Regions from separate parts of the Mus musculus genome. Here region 2 is linked to region 1. Evidence: chromatin loops called from intact Hi-C (ENCODE). Cell type or tissue: heart. All regions are shown on one strand. Links, peaks and the distances in the headings refer to the core of each region. The heading gives the core; the rest is flanking DNA.

What was found. Peaks named below come from ENCODE experiments on the same cell type or tissue, not always from the same donor. Only the 100,000 strongest peaks of a DNase experiment are listed, where the experiment ranks them.
Region 2: a loop joins it to region 1, with 1.9 times the contacts of the local background. A loop is called at or near these places in 5 of 42 quality-filtered maps.

The regions. Positions count from the first base shown.
Region 1 is chr17:23,802,622-23,812,468 of GRCm38, forward strand. It overlaps Srrm2 (serine/arginine repetitive matrix 2), which reads left to right and starts at 604. Exons shown (of 15, transcript NM_001368687.1): 1 at 604-777; 2 at 4,311-4,581; 3 at 5,445-5,552; 4 at 5,733-5,897; 5 at 7,348-7,425; 6 at 7,792-7,854; 7 at 8,118-8,150; 8 at 8,410-8,460; 9 at 9,018-9,110; 10 at 9,807-9,847. The coding sequence starts at 4,340. Gm52285 (a long non-coding RNA gene) reads right to left here and starts at 1,151. Exons shown (of 2, transcript XR_003952234.1): 1 at 1,069-1,151. In heart, for the core only: CTCF peaks have their summits at 4,476 and 6,223 (motif pointing right); DNase peaks (open chromatin) are centred at 360 and 4,430; H3K4me3 peaks cover 4,109 bases; H3K27ac peaks cover 2,470 bases.
Region 2 is chr17:23,743,873-23,753,719 of GRCm38, forward strand. It overlaps Kremen2 (kringle containing transmembrane protein 2), which reads right to left and starts at 1,957. Exons shown (of 10, transcript NM_028416.2): 1 at 1,867-1,957; 2 at 1,063-1,231; 3 at 671-845. The coding sequence starts at 1,153. It overlaps 9530082P21Rik (RIKEN cDNA 9530082P21 gene), which reads left to right and starts at 5,364. Exons shown (of 3, transcript NR_015472.2): 1 at 5,364-5,838; 2 at 5,929-6,227; 3 at 7,806-9,847. It overlaps Flywch1 (FLYWCH-type zinc finger 1), which reads right to left. Exons shown (of 8, transcript NM_001357994.1): 8 at 8,923-9,847. In heart, for the core only: CTCF peaks have their summits at 2,710 and 5,220 (motif pointing right); DNase peaks (open chromatin) are centred at 969, 2,639, 5,349 and 6,099; H3K4me3 peaks cover 2,648 bases; H3K27me3 peaks cover 4,131 bases.

The DNA of each region.
Region 1 (9,847 bases), core at 1-8,000:
TACAGAGGTGGAAACTGTGGAAAGCACCGGATACTGGGCCAGAAGCCGGGTTCAAGTGGCTCCAGAGCTGTCAGGTGGCTTGACTCTGAAGCACCTCTTCCTGCGAAGAAGACTCGGTGCTGTGGGGCCTCGTACACATTAAAGAAAACCATGGTCACAGTGACTAGGTAAAGCTGCTGAGCCACTGCCACCCAACACGGTCACATAAAATGGCGACCCTGCCTAGCGGAGGAGTCTTACGCGTTTTCTCTCTAAAACCGAACTACAGCTCCCAGAACTCTGTGCGCGGAAGGCGTGCGTCTGAGCTACTCCCGGGTGTTGTGGGTTGCGGCCCCCGCGCCCCTCCCCCCTCCTACAGAAGTTTTTTTTCAGCCGACCTTGCAGCTTCGGTACGGAGCCACGCCTTTCCCCGCAGTGCCCGACGGGACTCGGGGTTTTTCGACTTTTCAGTAGCACGTCCCTTCGCCTAAGGTCCTCCTTGTGGCTTCAACGCCTGCGCACGACGCACTACGGTTCCCAGAGGGCCCAGCGGCTCTCATGATTGCGTGCTGACGCACTAGGTCGTGCTGACGCGCAACGCTGCCCAGGCGGGGTGCGAGTGGCGCAGTCGAAGCCCGCTGCGGCCCCTGAGGAAGCGAGGAGGCGGCGGCGGCGGCGGCTGAGGCGGGCGGACCGACGAGGCGGCGGCTTCAGGCTCCGAGGGATACGAAAACTTAAGCAGCAGCTGCGGCGGGACCTCCCTGTTTGACAGTCGGCGGCCGGAGGCGGCGGCGGCGGGTGAGAGAAAGGGAGCGCGCTAGCCGGGTGGGGGAGGGGCGGCGGGCTGGGCCGGAGGCTAGAGCGCGGGGAGAACGGCCCAGGCCGCCGCGCGCACGCGTGCTCGTCGCCTCGGCCGGCGCGGTCGCCTTCCCTTCCTCCCCTCCCCCTCCCGCGGTTCCTGGGACGCGCGGCCTTCAACTCCTCCGCCCCTCCCCCACACGGCCGCGGCGCGCGCGGCCGCCTGGTCTCGTCCGCGCGCCCCCGGTGAGACAGCATTGCGCGAGGCTCTGCTTCTCTCCTTTGCTCTACCTGGGGCTGAGGAGGCCGTCGTTCCGCGGTCGTCCTCTTCGGTCTTTTAGGGGGCGGGGAGAGGGCGGCAGCGGAGGTACTTGTCCCCCGCCCGAGCTTCGGACCTGCTGGTACCTCTCCTCGATCGGCTCCGGCGTGGGTCCACGGGCCCTGCTAGGGGCCTGAGAAACGGCCAGAGCCGCCCAGACCGCGGGGCGCCGCGTGGCCCCCTCCCCCCTCCTCGAGGCCGAAAATAAGCTGGGCTGCCCAGTGGGCGGCGGGAGGAGGCCTTGAACTTTCGGAGGCCAGGATTTAAACCGTTCGTCCTCGTTAGTATCAGAGGCTGTGAGTGTGTGCGTGGGGGTGGGGGATCCCCAAGTCTTAAAAAGTGAGGATAATAAAACCGCGAAAGTATTCAGCCTGCGTGTATAAGGAAGACCAATGTGCTCCTTTCAACCCTGTTATTTTATTTCTTTTTTACGGTTTGGTTTTATGAGCTAGGGCCTCTAAATAGTCTTGGTTGGTCTGGCACTAACCGTGTAGATCAGGCTAGCATTGAACTCAAGAAATCTGCCTGCCTCTGTGGGATCAAAGGCATGAGACACCATGTCTGGCTCCTACCCTGGTTTTTGTTTTTTGTTTTTTTTTTCCCCGGAGACAGGGTTTCTCTGGCTGTCCTGGAACTCACTCTGTAGACCAGGCTGGCCTCGAACTCAGAAATCCGTCTGCCTCTGCCTCCACACCCGGCTCCTACCCTGTTTTTAAAAAGGTCTCCTCAAATATTAAAGCTAAGCCTTTTAGAGCTTTTCGATGGGGAAAAAATTCTTGACTTAATAGCCTGGCTTCAGTCAGCCATTACTTGGTGATGACGTTCTTCCTTGCTGTTTCCATCTTACAGTTCTTTTAAGATGTCTCTTAATTGTGGATTCAAAAGGAAACTATTGCCTTTTTCCGTGGGAGTGGGGCCTAGGCCTGGATGTATACTGTAGCTTGTATGTTTCATGGTGCCTATGCAGTCAGTAGTGTCTCAGCTCTGAGTTCTCTGTATTTTTTACTCAGCGTCCTTTTCCTTGATCATTGCTGTTCTCTCGGTCGCTGTTTCTTGAATATCTTAGTTTGCTAATTTTCTACCTCTTTGTATTTTGGCATTCTGATAAGTTTTCCTCCCTTGCCGGCAATTTGTTCTTGGAGAGGCTTGCATGCTTTGGGCTCCTGTTTTAAATACTTCCTGGTTTTGGTAGTTGTGGTTTCCCTTTTAGTGTTTCAAGCATTGTTTTTGGCTGCTGGTATGTAAGTCCCCCCTCCCCCTTTAGCTCGTCTCTGAAAATTCTCCAAAACTGTGACTCTAATACTTTTTGCTTAGCTTTCATTCTTCAGGTAGGGTGTGGGAGGATTTTTGTGTGAAATGGTGAAAATATGAGTGGTTAGAAGGACTGTTAGGTGAGAAAGCAATATAAGCCCTAGATTTAGAGTGAGGAAGGATTGGTTTTTCTTTTTCCAAGACTATCAAGAGTGGTTGTTAGAAGGTACTACAGAAACATTAGAGGGGGGGGGCTGTAAAAAAGGTTTTGCATTTCTTAGATTTAGCCTTATCTCTTACTCTTGTTGTCTCTCCTAGATTTACCTTTCTTGCTTTTAGTTTCCTCTTGTGTTAACTGTTGAGATTGAGTAGGACTTATGTTAGGCTTGAGGATGAAATGGGGCAAAAGTGCATCTGGGTGTTTGCTTTACATTCAGCATCTTCCTTGATTCCCCCCCCCCCCCCCCCGCACTTTGGTGACATGTCCCCATCCCCAGACTAGGATTTTTTTTTTTTGTAGCCATGGTTGTTCTGGAACTTGCTGTATAGACCAGATTGGCCTAGAACTCAAGAGATCCACCTGCCTTGCTTCCCAAGTGCCGGGACTAAAGGCAGTGCCACCAGAACCAGGCAACACACTTCAGTTTGTTTTTTGTTGTTGTTGTTGTTTTTTTTTTTAAACCGGGCATTGATATGGTACTATTTCACCCAGCTCCATCTCTGCTATCTGCTTTTACTAACCTCTGCTTTCCCCTGTGTGTGTGTTTTGATGCTAGTTTTCTTTCCCATGTTTGAGACCCTATTTTGGAGAAAATGTGTTAGAGGAAAAAAGTAAAACATACATAGTTAGAAGGGAATAGGGAATGAGTAATACAGTCCAAAAAACTGGAGCTTGAGAGTTTAGTGATGCTGAGCTTGGAACACCATGAAAAGGTAGAACCTTACAGGAAAACTGTTAAATTGGAGAGTAAAGCAGGACTTAGAAAAACAATGAAGTGTCAGAACAGGGATTGATTGATTGATTGAAAGTCAACACTTTTACATTAAAGGTATGGAATTTGAACATTTCTAGGTATTTGTAGAGAAAGTATGAGGACAGTTGGAACAGAGAACGAATTTGCGTTTAGACTGAGTTGAAAACAGGCAATATTTAACAAGAGCTAGCCAGACTTGGAGGAGCTGCAAGCCATGTGATAAACCTTACTGGGAAGGAAACTAAAATAATAAAATCACTGTAGTTGGTAGGAGCTATGAATATTTGGAGTCAAAGAGATGGCTCACCTTCCCCATGTGAAGTATAAGCTTCCCCAAGTGAAGTATGTCCATGATTTCTGTGTTTCTGATGTGCTTGCTTGCATGTGGTTTGGGTATGAGACTACATAGCACACTTGGTTTATGTTAACTAGCCAGTTTGCCTATTTAGATACCTAGGACTGTTTAATCCATTTTGTGTTTGTTCAAGTTAGCTTAAATATTTTCTTGGAGGAGGCTTTGAAAATGGACTTAGGCTTTTATTAGGTGATTCTGATCCATGGTGTGTGTTATGGTATTTGGAGGATTTGGTTACCTGTAGTAGTTACATTTAGAGTGTTTGGTGAAGATACTATTTGTGCGTATTGTGGCCAAACAGTAAAGGGATAGTGTGAAGAGATTTGAGAGAACCCAGATTCTTGTTTTCTTAGAGAATGGAAATATAAGTAAAAAGAAGAATGGCTTAGAATTTGAAAGTACATTGTGAGGACTTGTAAGTAGATGCTGAGTGAAAAGGATGAAGTGTGGGGAGGATGAAAGGAGGGATTTGTTTGTAGACTAGTGGAATGAGGAAACATTTTGTTAATGGAGATTCAGTGTGAGACTAAGTGTTGTACTAAGGGCTAAGTAAGAGAGCCAGGGATGTGGGAGATGTGGTAAGTAGTTAGATTGGAGCCAGGAGCCTGACTGGTATCTACCCGCGCCCCCTCAGGAGCGGTGGTGCCCCCTGGGCACAGGGCCATGTACAACGGGATCGGGCTGCCGACGCCCCGGGGCAGCGGCACCAACGGCTACGTTCAGCGAAACCTGTCCCTGGTGCGGGGCCGCCGTGGTGAGCGGCCTGACTACAAGGGAGAGGAGGAACTGCGGCACCTGGAGGCTGCCCTGGTGAAGCGACCTAATCCTGACATCCTGGACCACGAGCGCAAGCGGCGCGTGGAGCTGCGATGCCTCGAGCTGGAGGAAATGATGGAAGAGCAGGGGTGAGGGAATGGGTGGGGAGATTCCAAGCACTGAGTGCTTAGTTTGGGTGTTAGGTGGGATGTGTGGAAAGAAACTAGAGCTGGTGGAAAGAGTCTTAGAGAAGTTGTAAGGGAGGAAGAAAATGAGCTTGAAGAATTGAGAAGAGGCATGGGTCAGTGCATAGTGGGATGTCAAGGAAACTTTCTGGAGAATTAATAGCAGTGTAAGGGGGTTTGAATTACTTAGCTGAATTTATGAAGGGGAAGGGGAACATGAATGAACAAAAGCATGCTGTGTGGGAAAGGAGCATAAGGTAGAAGAGCCAGGTAACCTGATAGGTGTTGTTATTGGTAGGAGGAGAAAGGTAGGTGGATTGAAGGATTGTGGCTGTGGAAGTGGCAAAGGCAGAAGATCGGATTGAAAGAGAATTTGAATAGAGGATATCATGAGTTGTCAGAGAAGTGATATTTTGGAAAAGGAGCACATTCAGGCAGAAAACTGTTTAGAGCAGTGGTTTTCAAACTTTGAGCAGTGGTATCCTTTTATACATTTTGTCTTCCTTGAAGTCCCAGGAAATAAAAGATCTTTTCTTATTGAAGTTGGGAAGGAGCACTGGGAACTCCACCAGCAAGCCCTCCTCTCTTGGCACCTGAATTGTGTAGCATGTTTAAAATCCACTGTTCTAGAGAGCATAGTGTAGAGAAGGAAGGAGTGTCGTGGAGAAAGATGAGGAAAACTTAGGAACAATTTGAGTGACAGTGAGTACAAAATATTGTGTGCATGGAGAAGGAAAAAGGACCCTGTTGGAAGAGGAAGCATCTAAAAATTGGGACTTGGGAAAACTCCTGTCATGCTCTTAACCTTGAAGGGATTTATCCTTCAGGTACGAAGAACAGCAAATTCAGGAAAAAGTGGCGACCTTTCGACTCATGTTGCTGGAAAAGGATGTGAACCCTGGGGCCAAGGAAGAAACCCCAGGGCAGAGACCAGTGTGAGTGTTGTTCTCTTTTTTCCTTTTTTGGGATCTATGAAGTTACAGCTACTGCTGCCTTTTCTCTTTACCTGGGTAGGATTCAGTTTTGCCTTCATCTTCCTTAGTCCCTAGCCTAACTGTTTAATTCCTCCTTATAACTAAGTTCTAAATTAGGGCTCTGATTTTTGCTCTTTTCAGGGTAACTGAGACCCATCAGTTGGCAGAACTGAATGAGAAGAAGAATGAACGACTCCGTGCTGCCTTTGGCATCAGTGACTCCTATGTGGATGGCAGTTCTTTTGATCCTCAGAGACGTGCTCGAGAAGCTAAACAAATAGCTCCTGAGCCTCCCAAACCATACAGGTACTCAGGAGAAAGGCCTGAATCCCTTCCTGGATTAAACATATTCTATTATATTTATTACTAGAAGACTATTTCCAAACTTTATTTTTATTTGTTTTGTTTTTTGAGACAGTATCATTATGTAGCTCTAGCTGTTCCTAGAACTATGTAGAACAGGCTGGCCTTTAAATTAGAGATCTATCTGCCTCTGCCTCCTAACTGTTGAGATTAATGGCATTTATTTGCCATGACCCATGGCTTATTGCCAAACTCTTAGATTTTGTTATTTTGGAGTCAATTTTAAAAAAGAAAAATGTATGAGTTTTTGTTTATATGTATCCTTTTATAAAATGCCCTGGTGCCCCTGGAGGCCAGAAGAGGGCATTGGATTCCCTTGGTGCTAGAGTAACAGATGGTTCAGCATCCCTTAGTGCTGAGAATAGACCCCTAGCTACAAAAAGCAGCCTATGCTCTTAACTGCTTATCAGTTCCTATTTTTACTTTTTTGTTTTGTTTGTTTTTCGAGACAGGGTTTTTCTGTATATAGCCCTGGCTGGCCTGGAACTCACTCTGTAGACCAGGCTGGCCTGGAACTCAGAAATCCACCTGCCTCTGCCTCCCGAGTGCTGGGATTAAAGGCGTACGCCTGGCTTATTTTCACTTTTCTAAAAAATTATTTAAGCTGGGTGTTGTGGTACATGCCTTTGATCCTAGTACTCCAGGCAGATGTAGGCAGATCTCTGCGTTCCAGTATAGCCAGGGTTACATAGTAAGACCTTGTCTCAAAACAAACAATAAAACTGGGTGACACATGACTTTAATCTCAATATTTTGAGGGCAGAGGCAAGTGGATCTCTGTGAGTTGAGGCCACCTTGCTCTGCAGTAGGTAGTTCTAGGACAGTCAGGGATATATAGTGAGACCTACCTTAAAACATAAAACACACACACAGATGCACACACCCAGGATTTACATCCGAGCCGCCCCCCCCCCCCCCCGGATTTTTCTCTGTAGCCCTGGCTGTCCTAGAACTCACTCTGTAGAACCTGGCTGGCCTTAAACTTAGGAGATCCACCTGTCTCTGTCCTCCTAGTACTGGGATAAAAGGCGTGTACCACCGCTGCCTAGCAAATTTAAATCCTTTAATTCTGAAGTTTTCAAGCACAAAAAAAATTGGTGTGTAGCAGTTGTCCTAAGGTGAAAGTTATCAGTGAACTGCTCCATTTATTTATTGGGGTAGTATATTTATTCATTAGAGTGATTTTTTTTTTAAATGTATATGAGTGCTTTGTATGCATATAGATTTTGAATGCCAGAAGAGGGCATCAGAAGAGGGCATCAGATTCCATTATTGTGAGTGGGTGCTGGTAATTGAACTCAGGACCTCTGGAGCCATCTCTCCAGCCCCTAAGGTGAAATGTTTTAAAGAAATATGTCTTGCTTGGTATCTAGAATCTCTTTGCCTTTTTCAGCCTTGTTCGAGAGACCAGCAGTTCTCGCTCACCAACTCCAAAGCAAAAGAAGAAGAAAAAGAAGAAAGATAGAGGACGGTAAGTTGGTTGGAGAGTTACACTAGTATCCAGGGGTTACTGCCTGTTGTTGGACTTTTAGAAGTTGAGTTTGCTTTTAGGTAGCAGAGAATCAAATTGCAGTGACAGTTGAGGGAACAGAATTACTTTTTAGGTTTCAGCTGAGAGGAAATGTGTATACTTAGTGGGAAATCATTGATTATGTAGCCCAGCCAAAAAAGGAAGCAGTATTTTGGATTTGAATTTTATGCTTACTGATTGAATGTAAAAGTGAATTAAGTGTGGCTGTTGATGGTGTTGGATTTTTCTGGTGCTTTTGAAGCATTTTTGAGAATTATAGCCAGAAAGAAAGCCAAGTAGAATGACTTGCTTCTGAACCCATTTTAGCAGGTCAGAGAGCAGTTCTCCTCGACGAGAGAGGAAGAAGAGTTCAAAGAAGAAGAAGCACAGGTATGAGATAAAAAGTTCTTTTTGTTGTTTTGGTTTTTAAAAACAACAGGGTATTTGCATAGCCTTGGCTGTCCTAGAAATCAAAATATAGACCAGGCTGGCCTCTGATTTGGCAGAGATCTATTACCTCTACCTCTGCTGATTAAAGAAATACAGCCACCACCTCTGGCTAAGGTGGAAGTTCTTGGGGGTGATTGGAGGTAGCTCTTAAATTGAAGGGTAGGTGTGGGTTAATAATGATTTTCTGTATTTTTCACAAACAGGTCAGAATCTGAGTCCAAGAAACGGAAACACAGGTAAGAAAGCTTTTTGTTCTTAGGGGAGACATAGTGGTATATGGGAGTGGTGAGTTACTGTTTGATGACTTTGTTTTACTCTATATTTGGTCTGTAAGATGTGTCCATCTCCCCCTCCCCCTTTGTTTTTAGTAGAGCACAAATCTTTAACCTACTTGTTATCAATAATACTTGCTTGGGTTGTTACTTTCATTTCACTTCAGATTCAGATTTTATTACTATTTTAAAATTACTTTTTAAACATTTCCTTCTTTTCTAGGTCTCCTACTCCAAAGAGCAAACGCAAATCAAAGGACAAGAAGAGGAAACGGTAAGTGTGTTTGGGGGAAGTAGAAAAATGCTTCCCTTGGGGAAGGATTAAAAATAATTGTGCCAGAGAGAGAGAGAGAGAGAGAGAGAGAGAGAGAGAGAGAGAGAGAGAGAGAGAGGGAGAGAGGGAGAGAGGGAGAGAGAGGGAGGAGGTAGAGGCCAGCCTGGTCTACCTCTGGTTCAGGAAGTGAAGGCCCTTTTTATCAAACCTAAAGACCAGAGTTTTATCACTGGAACTTAACGTATTGGAAGGGGAGAGTGAACTCCTATAACTTGTCTTCTGACTTCCTTTTACATACTTAATAAACTAAATGTAATTTTAAAAATTTTTTTAATATTTTTTGACAGAGGGTCTTTTTATGTAGTTCAATTATAGAGTCCACGCTCTAGATGAAGCTGGCTTCACCTTATAGAGATTGACATGACTGCCTCCCAAGTCCTGAGATTAAAGGCAGGGCCCACGATGCCAAAGCCAATTTTGTTTTTAAAAAGAAATTAGTTGGGAGAACTCATGCTAGGTATGACAGTCTCCTGAGCTTTGTGGTGGTTTTCCTTCAGGTCTCGAAGTACAACACCAGCTCCTAAGAGCCGTCGAGCTCATCGGTCAACTTCTGCGGACTCTGCTTCTTCCTCTGATACTTCTCGTAGTCGGTAAGGGGTGGTCCATGAGGAATGGAGGGAGAGGGAATGATGGGTTAATCAATTTAATATTTATTGAGCGCCCACGGTGTGCTAGGCGCTGCACAGACCATTCCGAAGACACGGTCCCTGCCCTCTAGGAGCTGACAGGCTAAAGCAACAGGATGGACAGACATATACATTTCCCCTTGTCTTTTTTTATTTTATTTTATTTTTATTTTTTGTTTGTTACGATGTATATGGACTGCCAGAATAGGGCGGGGGTGGTTTGCTGGTTTGGTGGTGTCTGAGGGAGAAAGGAGTCCTTACCCTGGCTTCCTTAATCGGGGAAGGCTTCCTGAAGGAGGTGGGCTCAGAGGTGAGTTGTGAATGAAGTGGGTAGGGAAGGGCCTGGGTGGAAGGTTTGGGTATATTGGAGGGTGGTGAATAATGGGGTAGAGGGACTTTTATTATTTGGGATTATATTGGGAAGAGAGAGAACAACAAAAAAGGACTTGTATTTTCATTTTTGAAAATGAATTGAGTCATGTGACTAAGAACGTTTGTTTATTGTTTTGTTGGTTTTTTTTTTTTTGGTTTGGTTCTTTTTTTTTGGAAAAAAAAGGTTGTACATACAGGAAAGTGGATTGCTAACTGGGGGTGGAGGGGGTTTTCTATTCTTCTTTGAGCTGATTTTCCTGGTCTCCCCTGCCCTCCATTAACTCACAGGTCTCGAAGTGCTGCTGCTAAAATTCATACAACAGCCTTGA
Region 2 (9,847 bases), core at 590-8,589, 58 kb before region 1:
GCCACTCTCTGGCCTATGGTCTATGCTGTGTGGCCACCGAGAGAGCCGGTTCCTCTCTTGTCAGTACATTCTCCACCCACCTGCTCCGGGATGCTGACTTTTCCAAGAGGAGGAAAGGCTCTATAAGAGCCTGAAAGGTTTTTGTTTTGTTTTGTTTTGTTCTGGTTGTTAGACTTGACCTGACTTCAATGGGTCCTCACTACTCTCTTGCATACAGCTGGTGCAAATCGTAAGCCCTAAGCTTTATGGCTGGGCAAAAAAGTGGCCCCCTTTCCAGCCCCTGACTGATAATGCTCCAAACGAAAGCTGTGTCTTTGAACTCCTCATATGAAGGATTGTAGAAGTTGCTCAAGCAAGTAGGGCAGAGCCAGTCAAATCATTCCAGGGGGCGGATCCAACCAGACAAGGCATCCCAGGGCCTCTTGAGGGTGTAAGCCTTTGTGCTGGCTCTGACTGGCTTTGCAGAAAAAACGGTCACATATCTTTAAAAGCCGGGTTTTTGCAAACCTTGCGAACCTCGTTTGAGATAGGGCCCACCTTAAATCTTTCTGAGGGTACTGTACCAGGCCAGAGCAGACGCCTCTCTGTCCCTCCTCCTGCCACCACTGGTCCAGCCTTGCTGAAGCGCACCCTCCCACCCACCCACCCACCCCAGAACCCCCCTCCTCACCTACAGAAGTTATGCGCACCCAACCCCCAGCGGCCCTGAGGGTCGCTGGCGCTGCTGTAGCTGTGCTGCTGTGTCTGGTCCCAGAAAAGACAAGGGCGTCCAGCTCCGCGTGGGCCGGTGTAGTTCTGGTGGCCTCGGTAGTCAGCGCCGTTCACCTGGAAGCATTCGGACAAGCCTGCCCGGCAACCGCGGGATCTGGAGAAGTCTGGACACCCACTGGGCCTCCTCAAGCCTGGTCCCAGCCAGTACTCCCCAGTTCCCATCCCCGAGGGGGCCTTCGGGTTGCTCAACTGCTCCACCCACCTGCTGTCCCGCCTCTCCAGCTTTGGGACCCCTTCCCTGGGGCCCAGGAGAGAGCAGTGACTTTGGCCTGGCCACCTTGCCTTACTCACCTGGACTGTGCAGGCTCCCTGCTGAGGCCCCGTGCAGCCGCAGCAGCAATGGGAAGAGGAGGAGGAAGCCCTGCAGATGTGGTGTCCCCATCTTCCCTAATCAAAGAGATGGTGCCTTGGACGGAACACGGCCTGGGACACCCACGGGGTCTAGGATCTCCCAGGTGACCTGAGGAGCAGGGGGCGTTGTCCTTTGATCGTCAGTCCTGATCTTACTTTTGTTGGCGCTGCCGGTCTGAGACCAGGAAATACCTTCCCGGGATCTCTACCCGGCTGTCGCTCTTCAGGGGTCTCTAGGGAAGGTATCTGGCCGGAGGTGACTTCAGGCTCGGCTTTCTAGCTCTGGGTCCTGCCTGGGTCCCCACACTCACCCCATCGAACTGTGCCTTGCACCTTGAGACTCCCTCACCCAGGTTTCTAAAGCACTGCCTCCTGCCCCCCTTGTGTCCCTACAAGTCCCTCCCCTCTTGTCCCACACCCCCTAGGGAAGGCTGGAAGCCCCGCCTGCGACTGCAGCGCAGGCAGCAGGTCCAGACGCCTCCCACGCCTGATCCCCGGGACCCCCACCGTCCCAACACATGCCTCCCACCCTTTCTTCTTTCTTTTCCATGGTCGGTGTGGGTTCTATTGGGAGAGTATGGAGGGACACATACCAGGTTAACAGACCTCTAGAGGACCCTAACGGGAGAGTTACAGGGCTCCCTCCCACGACTGCACCCAGTCAAAAGGACACAGGCACCCAGATTTAAGTGCGCGCGCGCTCCCATTCAATCCATTCATTCATTGTAAGACGCTCACACGCACATTTTCCCGGAATCCTCACGCTTCTGTCTCCCCAGGTCCCGCCGCGGCTGGCTTGAATAAGAAAACGCCACTCCCTGACCCTGATCGCGGGAGACAGACAGGAATCGTGGACGCTTAGTCCACGACAGGCAGGGGCAGCTGGTGTCTGGGGAGGAAGGCAGCTGCGCCCCCGGTTCCAGCCCGCCCCCTCTCCCGTTTCCATTTCTTCCACTCCCTAGGACCCCAGCCCAGGCTCTCCGGAGCCTTGCCTTGGCGGAATTCCCCAAGCGGTGCCCCCCACCTGGAGGGGAGGGGGAGGGGAGCAGGCCCAGGCAAGCGTGGGGGGAAATTCCCCGCCCCCTCCCCCTGAGCCCGACTCCTCCGAGTCCTCTGATCTCCCAGTGCTGCCCCGGGGCTTGGGGGGAGGCCAGCGCAGGTGCGTGGGAGGGCGGGGGCGGGGACCCGGGGAGGGAGATGGGGGGGTGGGGGACTCTAGGCAGCCCTACCCTGTCCAGACCCCTTGCCCATCAGACCAGCCTGCCCACCCTTTACTAACTAACCTCTGTATACCTTGGACCCAGGTTGACTTGACCCAGCTCTGACCGTCCTGAGAGCGTTTGCCACCTAACACACGTCCTGAAGCAGATGGAGAAACAAGATTCACAGGGAGCATTCTGAGAGGCCCAAGTGTACGTGGCAGAGATCAAAGATTAGCTGTGGGAGCCCTACAGTTGTGTAGCTGGCGCCCCATGCGAAGGTTCTTGGGGCTACCACAAGTTGCGAGGGGGTGGAGGGAGTGCGATAGAGGTGGGGTATTCCAAGGAGACGGACTTGCTTTAGGTTGTAGGCTAGTGAGTGGCGCCTCCTCTGGCAGCTCGCTCAGCAGCCAAGATGAGGATCCAGCCGGGAGTCCCCCTCTTGTACTGACTCTACCAGAGCCCTCCAGATATCTAACAAGGACACTCCAAGAAGACCTGTCTGTCCTTCCCTTTCCACCGGAGGGCAAAAATGAATGTTGAAGCTCTGTAGTTTTCCCCTCACGTTTTATGTGAGGGTCAGTCCAGTGGAGGAAGAAGCGAAGAACACAAGTGAATGTCCATGATCTCATGCATGGCAGAGTTGGCCAACGAACAGTGGGCCTTAAAACAACTCTCCAGAGTTTAGGATGGATCTGCCCAGTCCTGTCTCCTGCAAAGGGACAAGGGAGAGAGATGGTATTCAGTTACCAGGCTGGGGACACTGAGTGGAAAGAGGAAGTGTGTTCCTGCCACAAGTTCCAGTCTGGGGTGGCTGAGGAACCTTTGAAAAGTAAGACAGGCCACATGCCCCGCACCACTAACACACACACTTCCCCAGCATTCCACACTCAGCCCTGTGCAGGCAGCAGCTTGTCAGCATTCCCATGGCCCTAGGGGAACATTTGCACCTCCCCATTCTGCAGGTCCATGAACTGGGGCTCAGAGGCCTTTGGCAACTATGGGCTCACTAGCTAGTCAGTGTTGGAGCCTGGTTTCAAGTAGAGTCTGCTCTAGGTGCTGGGCACTGACACCGTTGTTCCTATCACATCTTTGGGGTTCTCTAACTCCACAGAACCATGTGGCTAGGGAGGGACACCAGGTAGCTCTCTCTCTCTCTCTCTCTCTCTCTCTCTTTCTTTCTCTTGTTCTTTCTTTCTTTCTTTCTTTCTTTTTGTTTTTATTTATTTTTTTATTTTTTTCCAGTCAGGGTTTCTCTGTGTATCCCTGACTGTCCTGGAACTCACTTTGTAGACCAGGCTGGCTTTGAACTCAGAAATCCACCTGCCTCTGCCTCCCGAGTGCTGGGATTAAAGGCGTGTGCCACCACACCCAACAGCTCTCTCTTTAGAAAAAAAAATTATATATTTTTAGACAGGGTCTTACTTGTAGCCCTGCTGGACTAGAGCTTGCCATAATAGACCATGTTGGACTGGAACTCACAGTATTCCCCTGCCTCTGCCCCCTGCATGACAGAATTAAAAGTGTTGGCCACCATGCCCACCTTCTAGTTCTCTTTGTCCAGGACCATAAGTCCCATTACTTTCCCCACACCTCCACTGAGAGCTGCGATCCCACTGCAGGCTCCCTGGGAGAGCTTTTTCACAGCTGGAGAAACCAAAGTACTGAAAGTTAGTATAGGGTCACAGTGCCTAAGACCCTGACCCTGGTGAACAAAGAAGCTTCCTGATCTGTCACTACCTGCACATACTTGTTATGTGGCGACAGCAGAGAGACAAGAACAGAAAACTTGGACATGAGGGTGGGTGGCCTTTGCTTGTATTTCCTTGGAAGCACATGATATCAGGTTTGTCCAGCTCAAGGTGTGTGTGTGTGTGTGTGTGTGTAGAGAGAGACATTGGGTGGCATTACCCCAGGACATTTCCCAGGGTGCATTTGAGCCCATCAGAGTGAGGGTAGATGCCAATGCAGACTCAGCAAAAGGAACCCCACAATTCTCAGTTGGATATCCGGGTCTCTCAGCGGTGGCACGTGGTGTTCTGCATGCATGCCTGCTTTCACACTTCCCCTCCCCCACCTCAGAGTCTGCTTGTCTTTCTCACTTCCCGATAATTACACCTTCCTCTCTGAATCACACCTTCCTTGGTCATAGGTCATAAGTAAGACGTTGTGTAGGTGCCATTTGATGCTTTGGGTCTCAAAAGCCTACTGCTATACCATGTCCGTTTCCTCTGTCTGCACCACCACCTGGCCAACTGTGAGAGAGAGGGCTGCCTCAGTGTACTTCAGTGAGAAGTGAGAGGGCTGCCTCGGCTGCCTCAGTGTACGACGCTCACCTTTTTTTTTTTTAAAAAGATTTATTTATTTTATGTATATGGGTACACTGTAGCCGAACAGATGACTGTGAGCCATCATATGGTTGTTGGGAATTGAATTTTTAGGACCTCTGTCTGCTCCAGTCAACTCTGATCACTCAGTTCCTGCTCGCTCCAGCCCAAAGACTTTTATTATTATACATAAGTACACTCACTGTAGCTGTCGTCAGATCCCTTTGTCGGGTGGTTGTGAGCCACCATGTGGTTGCTGGGATTTGAAATCAGGAACTTCAGAAGGGCAGTCAGTGCTCTTACCCGCTGAGCCATATCACCAGTCCCACACTCACCTTCATTGTAACATAAGCTGCTGCTGGCTTGTCATAAGTGCTCACAGCCTGTCGGGGCTAGGGAACACTCAGCCATGGATACCCATGACTTTGTTCATCTAAATTTCTTGAGCTTCCTCTGCCTCAGTTTCCCTACTGGGATGCCACAGTTGGGGAAATATGTGTCCAGCAGTTTTGCAAGTCTTGCCTCTGGGAGGCACAGAGGGTAGCTACCTTTGCTATTTACATCTGCCTCCAGCCTCTAGGGGGTGCTAGAGAACTGTTTCCAGAGAACTCTCGGTGATTTATTGGAATTTGCCATTCTGGACTAGGTTGGTAATTCTGAGAGGTGGAGTCAGTTTGTCTGCTCCAGCCATAAAATTCTTCTGGAGGGGCCTCTCAGGAAGGGCGGCTACTGACCTGGGGCTATGGGTTATGCTGGTTCTTCGTTGCCCCTCCCTCACAGGAGGCCTGGGAAGGAAAGGTTTCACTTTCGAAGGATGAGATGGCTAAACAGAAAGGCCCTGTCCAGTCATTTGCAATCAGACTTCGCCTGGTGGTTGCTACACTGACTGACTTGAGGGGGTGTCAGGGGTGTGGGGACCTCTGGGAAGAAGATCCTGGAGACCCAACAGTAGTTGGTGAGGAACCACCATGACTTGGTTTCAGAGTCCGCTGGTTTGGAGCAGAAAGGTAGGAACTGTATCCTGCCCATTCTCTCGTCCTGCTTCCCCAGACCTCTGACTCTGTCTTCTCTTTCCGCAGGAAAATTACGGCACCAGCTGGGAGCTGCAAATGCCTGTGGGGGTCCCAGTTGCTGCTGGTGTCCTGGCCCTCCTGGCCCTCCTGGCGTTGGCTTACCATTGTCTCAAAGAGGTACCTTCCTTCTCCTGACTCCATGCCTCTGCCCACAGCCATCTCCTTAGAACCTTCTCCTCTCTTTCTCATGACTCTCTCTGTGCCCAGGCCTGGAGGTCCAGATGCCAGCAGCCCTTGCCATGAGGGCTGGAGGTGTCCTCAAACTGGAGAGAGCTACAGCTTGTCTTCATCCACAGCCCGGGTCAGGGCCAGCTGGCGACCCTCTCTTCAGAGCCTCATGGCCCTCTACAGCCTTCCCTACTGTCCCTCTGAAGACCCTACTGGTACCAGGACAGCCCCTCGGCTTTGGGTCTGAAGAGACCTCCGTGTTTCAGAGGAGGTCGTGGTATTGGCCAAGCACCCTGCACCTGTTAATGTGGATGAAGGATTGAATCCATGGGAGGAGGGTAATGTGGGGTGAGGGCTGGATCCTCATCCCTCGGGTGTCAGGCATGAGGGAGGGGACACACTAGCAGAACTGTCTGTTGTCTCTGGGTTGTGGCATCAAGGCTTTCTCTCCCCAGAGTCACCTCAAGAAGTCAAGGCCCTGGTTACTCCATCTTAGCAGTAGCCTGTTCCTCTGGGGGTGCGGTAGGGGTGACACTGTGACCCAAAGGGGAGCCATGGACTAGAAGCAAAAGCACAAGGCCCTCGCGAGTGGCCAATGAATGTCTCAGCAGGCAGAGGAAGCTATGTCTGACCTCCACTCCCCAAATCTCTGTCATTGCCCAGGCAGAGCTTTGGGGTCTCATGTCCCAGCTGGCTCCTTCCTGGGACCATGGCAAGGGCCACTGCAATCTCACCCTTTGTAGTCCCTGAGTTCTCTTGGCTGAGCCCAGGCACCAGAGAAGGCAGGGCCTACTGAAGCACATCAGGGGTCCCTGGCTGGTGAGCAGTAAGCCTGTGGAACTTTCTGGGTCAGGACACTGCTGCAGGCCCCCTGTGTCCACTGTGACCTGGACTCCTGAGATCACCCAGGATCACCTCATTATTTTTTTGCTGAGCTTCCCTGGGTCAGGGAGGGTGAATTAGTAATGGCAGGTTAGTTAGGCCATGGCAAGTCGAATCTGAAAGTGATTCCTGCCCCTGCTGATGCACAGGCTCACCAGCCAGTTCTCTGGAGTGTAGACGTAACCCTGCATGCACCAACACTCTTCTCTGACTATGTCACACTGTGTGGAGATGGTGGAGGGATTGATGCAGATTAATTATAGTCTCTAATTAATTAAACTGTCTCTGAGTTAAGTAAGAGATGGGGACAGGAACACTGGTGCATGCCTGTGGTCTAAGCTAAATGTGGCAGGTTGAGGCAGCAGAATGACTTGGGTCTAGGACTCAAGGTCAGCCTGGATAACAAAGCACTGCCTGGCCTTAACTCTCAGTGGGGTCTGCTATGTAGCTCAGGCAGGCGTGCAAATTGTTAGGTAGCCCCATCGGGCCTCATCTGAGATCCTCATACCTTGATTCCCTGAGTACTGGGACTATAGGCACATAGAATTTGAGACCTTGATTCTCAAAAACAAAAAAAACAAAAACAAAAACAAAAACAAAAAACAAACAAAAAAGATGCTGGTGATGAACCTAGAGGGCCTGATTTGGCCAGTGAACTGTCTGGAGTCTAGATTTCTGCCCATAGCTGCACAGGAGAGGATGAGCTACCAGCCTTAGTTAGGGGCTGCCACTTTGATTGAAGCTGTGTGTGCCTCCAGGCAAAGGACACTGTTCAGACCTCCCAGAGACCTGGTTCACCAAAGGCATGAGCTAATAACAGGGAGTGTTTGGCAGCTGATCTTGGTAAATTGTTCAAAGCAGTAGTGTGTGTTGGACAGGACAGGCTGGTGGGCTTGGGGGCAGTGTGGAGTGAGACCAGCGTGGACAGGGCACAAGTGTCTAGGGCTGCAGGAAAGCGTGCCAAGCCTCTAATACCCTCCTGTTTGGCAGGGGCCTCTGCCATGGTCAGGAAGGTCACACTGAGTCTATTACAGTCCTGCAGAATAAGAACAAGATTGGTCTCCCTGGAGTACTGGATATCTTCCCGAGCAAGAGGCTGTAGGCTGAGGCAAGTGGAGGAAGGCCTAAAGACCAAGTGGGCCCTGGAGACATCCTTAAGTACATCTCTGGTGTCTGGTCCTTAAGTGAGGTAATCACACCTGACACACACAGCCAGGGAGAGGACCCCATGGCAGGAACTGTGGAGTCTGCACTGGCGGGCTGAGGAGGGGCCTGAGGAGAAGTGGGTGTGGAAGCCTCCCGTTGCAAGGTGAGTAGTTGGTCTCCAGGTGAGATGGAAGTAGAGGGATGGAAATGTATATTAAATCCCACAGTTGCTGGGCAGTGGTGGCACATCCTTAACGCCAGCTCTCAGGAGGCAGAGGTAGGTGGATTTCAGTTTTAGGCCAGGTTGGTCTACAGAGTAAGTTTCAGGACAGCTACCTAGAAGGAGGACTACACAGAGAAACCATGTTTCATAAACCCAAATCAAACCCCACCATCGAGTTTTTACTTGAAATCCTTTCTCTCTACCTGGTGCTGAGATTACAGACATGTGCCCCAGAGGTGCTGGGAATCTGACTCAGGTCCTTATAGCTATGTAGTAAGCACTTTACTAAGTGGGCCGTTTCCCCAGCCTTCAGACTGTCTTTTTTTGACTGGAGACAAATCTCAGGTGGAGGCCCAGGATGGCTGGTAATCAGAGCCAGTTAATGACGAAGATGAAAAGTGGGGAGTTGCCTGCCCAGGAGGTGCCCAGCGTCTCAAGAGGCAAACCTGGCCTTTGCTTGGGATACCACTTTCATCTGTGGCTCTCACTTGGGGTACCGCTTCCATTTGTGGCTCACTTGGGGCACTGCTTCCATTTGTGGCTCACTATAACTCATTCTCATGAGCTCAGAAGAACTCAAGCTGAGAGGTAGTACATGGCCCACTCTTCAAGCCTTCCCCAGGGCTGGGGATAGCTCCTCAGCAGGTCCCCTCCAAGTCTTGATCTAGGCCAAGCAAACACCATTGCCCATGAGTTACCAACCAAATCCACAATGTCCCCAGCACTTGGCAGGCGGTATGTGGTTTGTGGCAGCGCAGACTATTACTGACACACAGCAGCTCTGTACCATGAGACTACACAGGGTTTATTGAGGGAATCAGATGAGCAGAAGACAGCGGCAGGCACCAGGCCATTACTATCCCACAGGGGTGGCTGTTCCACGGCTTGTTTGCTAAGGGAGAGGAGCATGCAGCTCTATGACATGATGAGGACAGCTCTGGCCAGGGTGCAGCACGCAGGAAATTCTGCCGTTCCTGGGGACATTAGAGTGCCACTGCTGGCATGGCTCCTGAGTCCTGCTAAACTCTTCTACAGGAGGTGGCTTTGATGCCATCTAACTGACCTGGTGCATCATGCGACACCAGGTGAGCAACCCTCAGTGGTGCCGCTGCCACTAGAGCATGCCTACATGGTGTCACCTCCTCCTGACATCTGGGCTGGCTCCCAAGAACTGTGGACACAGGTTTAAGTTGGGAAAGAACGCAGGGTGCCAAGTCTGCCAGGGAGGTAGAGCGAAGCCTTTAGCCTGTTCCGCTCTGCCACAGTCAGAGCTGGGTGAGCCTTAGCAAGCAGCAAGAGACTAAAGAGCAGGCAGGCCTCACACCTGCCCCTAAAAGATGCCACAAAGCAAAACAAACCCTGCTGTGACTTGCACTGTCTTCAGAGGGTGGCAAGAAGTTCCTGCACATATCCTGGCTTGGGGTGACTGCATTTTGCTGAACTTCATGGAGCGCACACGGGATCACGCCCACTGGAAAGCTCTGAGCAAGGCAGTGTGCTCTGAAAGCAGATGGTGCTGAGGCCTGGAGAGCAGAGCAGGGCAGAGGTATATCATCCAGACACAGTTCTCCACAGCTGTCTAAGGTCAGGATGGTAAGAGCAGCATGGGACAGGCCTGCAGGCCACCCATCCAGCTTGGTTACCACCCAAAGTCCAAGCACTCCTCCTGGGAGACCTCTGAGGAAATGTGACAGTCCTGGGTGCTTT